Linked DNA regions of Homo sapiens: region 2 is linked to region 1. The links are chromatin contacts, found by Hi-C or POLR2A ChIA-PET in ENCODE. All regions are on one chromosome and are shown on one strand. Each heading gives the region's core, a stretch centred on a gene start or an enhancer-like site at or near the end of the contact. The rest is flanking DNA. Distances are from core to core; before and after follow the strand shown.

Evidence for each region. Hi-C counts contacts between places; a loop is a spot of excess contacts on that map. ChIA-PET counts read pairs that join two places held with the same protein, here RNA polymerase II (POLR2A). Pooled maps may share reads with other maps.
Region 2: a loop to region 1 is called in a map of ascending aorta, with 2.0 times the contacts of the local background. The contact joins the enhancer-like site here to the promoter of DCLRE1C in region 1. A Hi-C loop is called at or near these places in 2 of 168 maps with a recorded cell type or tissue (B cell and ascending aorta), 16 of 37 single-sample maps with no recorded cell type and 5 of 50 pooled maps. POLR2A ChIA-PET finds 5 or more read pairs at or near these places in 4 of 52 experiments (B cell, H1, HEK293T and 1 more).

Annotation. Positions count from the first base shown.
Region 1 is chr10:14,952,684-14,955,383 of GRCh38, reverse strand. DCLRE1C (DNA cross-link repair 1C) reads left to right here and starts at 1,288. Exons shown (of 14, transcript NM_001033855.3): 1 at 1,288-1,482. The coding sequence starts at 1,374. It also overlaps a transcript of MEIG1 not described here. RefSeq lists a silencer at 1,097-1,176 and enhancers at 1,195-1,922, 1,923-2,651.
Region 2 is chr10:14,734,855-14,737,554 of GRCh38, reverse strand. All of the region lies in intron 1 of FAM107B (family with sequence similarity 107 member B), which reads left to right. Among named protein-coding and RNA genes, the nearest start is that of FAM107B, 39 kb to the left of the region's middle. Within about 2 kb of position 1,379, at least 14 of the 41 ENCODE cell types and tissues checked have a DNase peak (open chromatin) inside an H3K27ac peak, as active enhancers do; they include B cell and ascending aorta, where a contact is called at or near this core.

The DNA of each region.
Region 1 (2,700 bases), core at 39-2,538:
CTTTGTTCCTGGATTTGTTCTCACGTTACCTTGCGTCTCTGTGGAAGCATTTATTTGCCATATTCTGCAAACATGTTGTCGCCAGATAGATTGAATGCTACCCGAAGGTTTGTCACAGTGCTGTGCACAAAGTGGGACTTCAAGTGTTATGGAGGCCTGGAAAGCCAGGTACAATGGCTCACCCAGCACTTTGGGAGGCCGAGGCGAGCGGATCGCATGAGGCCAGGAGCTCGAGACCAGCCTGGTCAACGTGGTGAAACCCCGTCTCTGCTAAAAATATAAAAATGAGCCAGGCGTGGCGGCGCGTGCCTGTAGTCCCAGCTACTCTGGAGGCTGAGGCAGGAGAATCGCCTGAACCCGGGAGGCGGAGGTTGCAGAGAGCCGAAATCACGCCACTGCACTCCAGCCTGGGCGATAGAACTAGACCCCAACTGAATAAATAAATAAAATAAAGCGAAAGTGTTCTGGGTTGTTTGTGTTTAATTATACTAAGGAGATTTGATAGGAAGGAGCACAATAAATGTCATGGTGATTATTTGGTTTATTGTAATACAATAAAGGAAATACAATAAAAGGTTTAACAAACCTTTTCATAAAGTTGCTTTGGTTGTTAAAAAATTTTAGACCTTTCCTGCCATTTTTCTTTTTTTAAGTACATCATTCTAACTTCCTAAAAGTATAGCTCAAAAAGGTGGGGGCCCAGGGGAGAGGCCAGCAGCGAAGGCATTATTGGGATCTTATTTGCCCCAAGATCACGCAGAGATGATTTATTCAGTTTGTAGATTATATAAACGGAAGAGGGAATTAATAGTTCCTGAATCTACCATGAGTCAGATACAAACTTTCTCATACAACCCTCACGGTAATCCCACAAGGTTAGAAATTGGGAACAGAAGAGAGAGGGCGGGGAACTGAGCTCGGGTTTCAGGCTAGCAGCAGACAAGCAGGAAGCGGAACGAAGAATGATTTCTAAGCGCAGTTCCGCAGCCCACTCACCTCGTCGGCTGGGGCCACCTGCTCTGGGAGTTTCGATTTCCCTTCCCGCGACTGCACCTCCACAGACATGGGCAACGCCTTACCAGAGCAACACCTGTGTTTGTTGGGCGGGAATGAGCCTTGCACTGGGCAGGGCTCAGGGCCCATCGCGTGCAGCGAAGCGCGGGTGATTTAAACCCAAGCAGCGGGCGCCTAGAACCCGACCGGATGCTCCTTGACTTTGCCCCCGGTCTCCGGACTCCTCTGATTGGACGTGGCTGCGTTCGGCCGCCCAATGGCGAGGCAGCGCGCGGCTTCCCGGAAGTGGCGGCGCGGTCAGGGCTGGCCTTGGCTTCAGCTGCGGTTTTGGGGTCCCGGACTCTGGGATCGGCGGCGCTATGAGTTCTTTCGAGGGGCAGATGGCCGAGTATCCAACTATCTCCATAGACCGCTTCGATAGGGAGAACCTGAGGGCCCGCGCCTACTTCCTGTCCCACTGCCACAAAGGTGAGTGAGGGCTGCGCGTCGCCCGCTCCCGGGGCGCTGGGGGCTGGAGAGAGGACAGGAGGGGGCCGGCCCTGGAGCAAGGAGCTGCAGCCTGTGGGAAGCCAGCGAGGGGGCGGCCAGCACACGCCTTGTCCCAGTCGGGCTCTTCAGCCTCTCAAAGGCTTCATCTATTTTCGGATGTGGTCAACGCGGCGTAACGGCGCCTGCCAGTTGCGCCCCGGGCCGGCTTGGTCAAGCACTGCTAGTAGTTTCTCTTGGTAGCTTTGCTGGTGGCCGATGATCAGAGATTGGCGAGGGTTAGTACTTCCCTCAGAGCCTCGCTACCATGTATGAAGAAAACAAGTTTCAGATCCATTTGACCACACCCTCAAACATTGGTCAGCAAGCAGGAGACTCAGACACACACACAACTGTGGAACAGCCCGCCTAAGAGCTCCACGAAGTGCAAGCTCCTTGGCCTTTGGGTGTTCTGTCCGTATCCAATATGAAAGTTTCGTTCTAGTTTAGGTTGGAGGGATGTTTCCCTTCTAGATGGTATCAGGCAACCTGAAAAGCTACTATGATTTCACAGCTGGATCCTTTCACAGCTGGGCCGATTTAGGGATTAAGGTTAGAGTGTCGCTGATGCTCCAAGCAGAGATTGGAGCTAAGTTCCAGAGTTTAAATACCGCTAACTTGACAACCATTGTTCATTTTCACTTCTATTGTGCTAACAAGTCACTAACTTTTACCAGGGAAAACAGTTTTAATGCTCATTGTGCTAATTCGCCCAGCCATTAGTGTTAATTGGAGAAAATGATAAACGGAATCACTGGAGTTGCTGCCTCCTGCTGTGTGGCCTTGCAGCGTGCTGGAGCAGGAAGCTCCCACTACCCTGTGGAGTCAATCAGCGTAACAAACCTATCTGTACCTGCGCAGTAGGAAAGTATTTTAAAGTAAATTACAGGTATCCAAACACAGCCTTTCCTCACAGGGTTGGTGTGAAGGCCAGCTATGTTGTTTTGTGTGTGGAATCAATCACTTGGACTATAAATCGTTGAAGTTACTGCTTCTGCGAAATGTCTCTGCTTTTTTTTTCCACAAAGCCACCAGTGATTTCTCTTTAATGGGAAAATCTGGACCTCTTCTCGTGCGTTGCCGTATTCGCATCGTGCACGTCTTTGAGCATCTCCTTCTTCTTTTTCTTTTTTTTGGAGACAGGGTCTCCCTTTGTCGCCC
Region 2 (2,700 bases), core at 130-2,629, 220 kb after region 1:
GCAACCTCCTTCTCCCAGGTTCAAGCAATTCTTCTGCCTCAGCCTCCCAAGTAGCCAGGGTTACAGGTGCCTGTCACCACGCCCGGCTCATTTTTTGTATTTTTAGTAGAGACGGGGTCTCACTGTGTTGCCCAGGCTGGTCCCCAACTCCTGAGCTCAGGCAATCCGCCCACCTCGACGTTCTGAAGTGCTCCCATGAGTCACTGCACCTGGCCTAAAATGTTTTTTCTATGGAGAGGAAATGCTTTTTTCCCTTCTTCTCCCCTCTCCACTCCTCTCTTTCTCTCTCACCTCCTTTTTCTCCCCATATCATCCCAACTCCCCCTCTGTAATATATGAATAAAAGAGAAGCCCTACAAGCCTAACAAAAGAGCCCACTGTAAGGCAGAGATGAATGGAATCTCTCTGCTTTTTCTCAGAGCGCTGACAAGATCTCTGGCTTGGTGGTGCTCCGAGAAATCCTCTTAGCTCCCTTGTTTTTGCTTCCTTCATTTCTCCTTCCCTTTTCCTTGTCTGTCTCTGGGCTCTCAAGCCTTCATACTCCCCGCCTTCCTCAGGCAGTGAGGTCTGCTGTGTGGCCTTTCCCCAGACTGCCAACAAGGCCGCCTGGTGTCGGCTTCCTATCTGAGTGCTGGGGGACAACATTATCAAGGCTTCAGTGGGTCTCTCTGCAGCTCTAAACCACAACATTCAACTGCTGTTCTGTTTGCATGATTTCACATTGCAGTCATTGAGAATCTATTTTTAGATGACCCTTTCAAAATTCTACTGTCGAATGTGCTGAAATAATACTGCTTGCTTGTGATTGGACATAAATCCCAGGAATATTTACCCCTGGCCAGAGTTAAAGTCACTTTTTGGAAATGATCAGTTAATGATTTATGATGTTTATACTTAGTGAAGGTTTTTCATGGATCTTGGACTCAGAAAATAGCATTGATTTATAGGACCAATGAAGGAGATTGAGTGATAATGTGTTTTTCTTGTTTTTATTTTTTGGTAATGGACTTACTGTTCTTACATAAAGTAGTATTCACTTTAGTGCAATAGGCTGAAGAGTACACTAAGGATAGAGTCTTAATTATGAGTCTATAAGAAAGCCATCCCAAACAGTTTGGCTTGTCCCTTAGATTGAGGCGAACTACTCAAATCACCAGAGGTCTGCTATAAATAGGCTGACAAGTTGATGTTAACATATTGTGTCTTTTAACTTTCATAAGCAACCCAGTAGAATATGAATTTTGGATTCTACCTGTGTTTTTCTTCAGCTCTGCCTGTCTCCTGACTTGTGACTTTGACCTAATGACTTCCTGTCTATGGACTTGTGTCTTGAAAACTAGAGAACAAACTGGAGATCTCTCAGTTCCCTTTCAGCTTGTCCAGTTTAAGGCTGGCTACCATAATATATTCTGGAGGTACATGCTGTTTTAGAGACTTTGCCACACAGGGGGACTGCCATCTTTTAGGACTTCCATCTTTGTTATCTGCTCGCTCCCCCTCTTCTTTTCCCTTTTCCCTTTTCCCAGGCACCATACATAAAATCTCTCATGATATTTTATTGCATTTAACCTATAATCATTCCCTACCTTCCTCTTAGGTTTCTTGTAATAATAAAACATAATAGATACATAATAGCCCTTTGGGACATTTTAGTACTGTAGAGATATAGTAATGTCACTAGGAAATGTAGTCATGCTAACCCCAAATCTTAGGTGTGACCATGGCTACATTTCCTAGAGACGGAGTGTAGACCCCACTCAGTAAAGCTGGACAATCGCAGATCCCTGGGAGTTGACTATGAAAGGCTTTCCAGTGTATGCCCTGGCTCAGAGAGGACTGGCAGAACTCCAGCTACTCTTCTGCTTTAAATTCTATGAAAAGGAGTTTTCCCATTCTTCCTGAACAGTGCAGGCCAATGCTTTATCCCCTTGCAATTGGAGAATTTTTCCTAGAGTCATTCTAAAGCACGCTATCTTTTGTCCTAAATGTTCTTGCTTATCTGTTAATGATGCATTTCACCAAAATGGACCTGAAACCGAAGTGCCGTCTCCTCTACTGGGCAGACAGACATCCTGAGGAATCATCTTGGAGGCCACCAATTGACTTTCAGCAAAGGCCCACCCCAAAATAGCTCCAACAGATGAGTATCTACCACAGGTGTCCAATCTTTTGGCTTCCTGGGGCCACATTGAGAGAAGAATTGTCTTGGGCCACACATAAGATTCACTAACATGAATGATAGCTGATGGGCTAAAAAAAAAAATTGCAAAAAATCTCATAATGTTTTAAGAAAGTTTATGAATTTGTGTTGGGCTGCCTTGAAAGCTGTCCCAGGCCCCATGTGGCCTATAGGCCATGGGTTGGACATGCTTGATCTATCCTATCACAAAAGGCCGTTGGCTCTTGAGGAATAAATTCTGCTTATTTTATCCGCTGGAATGGACAGGACCTCAGAATGGACACCGAATTATGACCTAGTTTTGCAAGAGAAGCCTGGAGACAGCAGGTGGATGACATCTTGCTGGACACCTGCAAGTGTGGCAGCTGATGCAGGCTGGCTCGAGACTCACTCTGCTGACTTGGCAGATTCGGCTGGAACAGATGGGCCTCTATGTGCCAGGGGAGGAGATTGCGTATATCAATTTGTTTTCTTCAGGGGATTTATACAACTGTGTCCACTGCATTTCACTACCAAGGTAC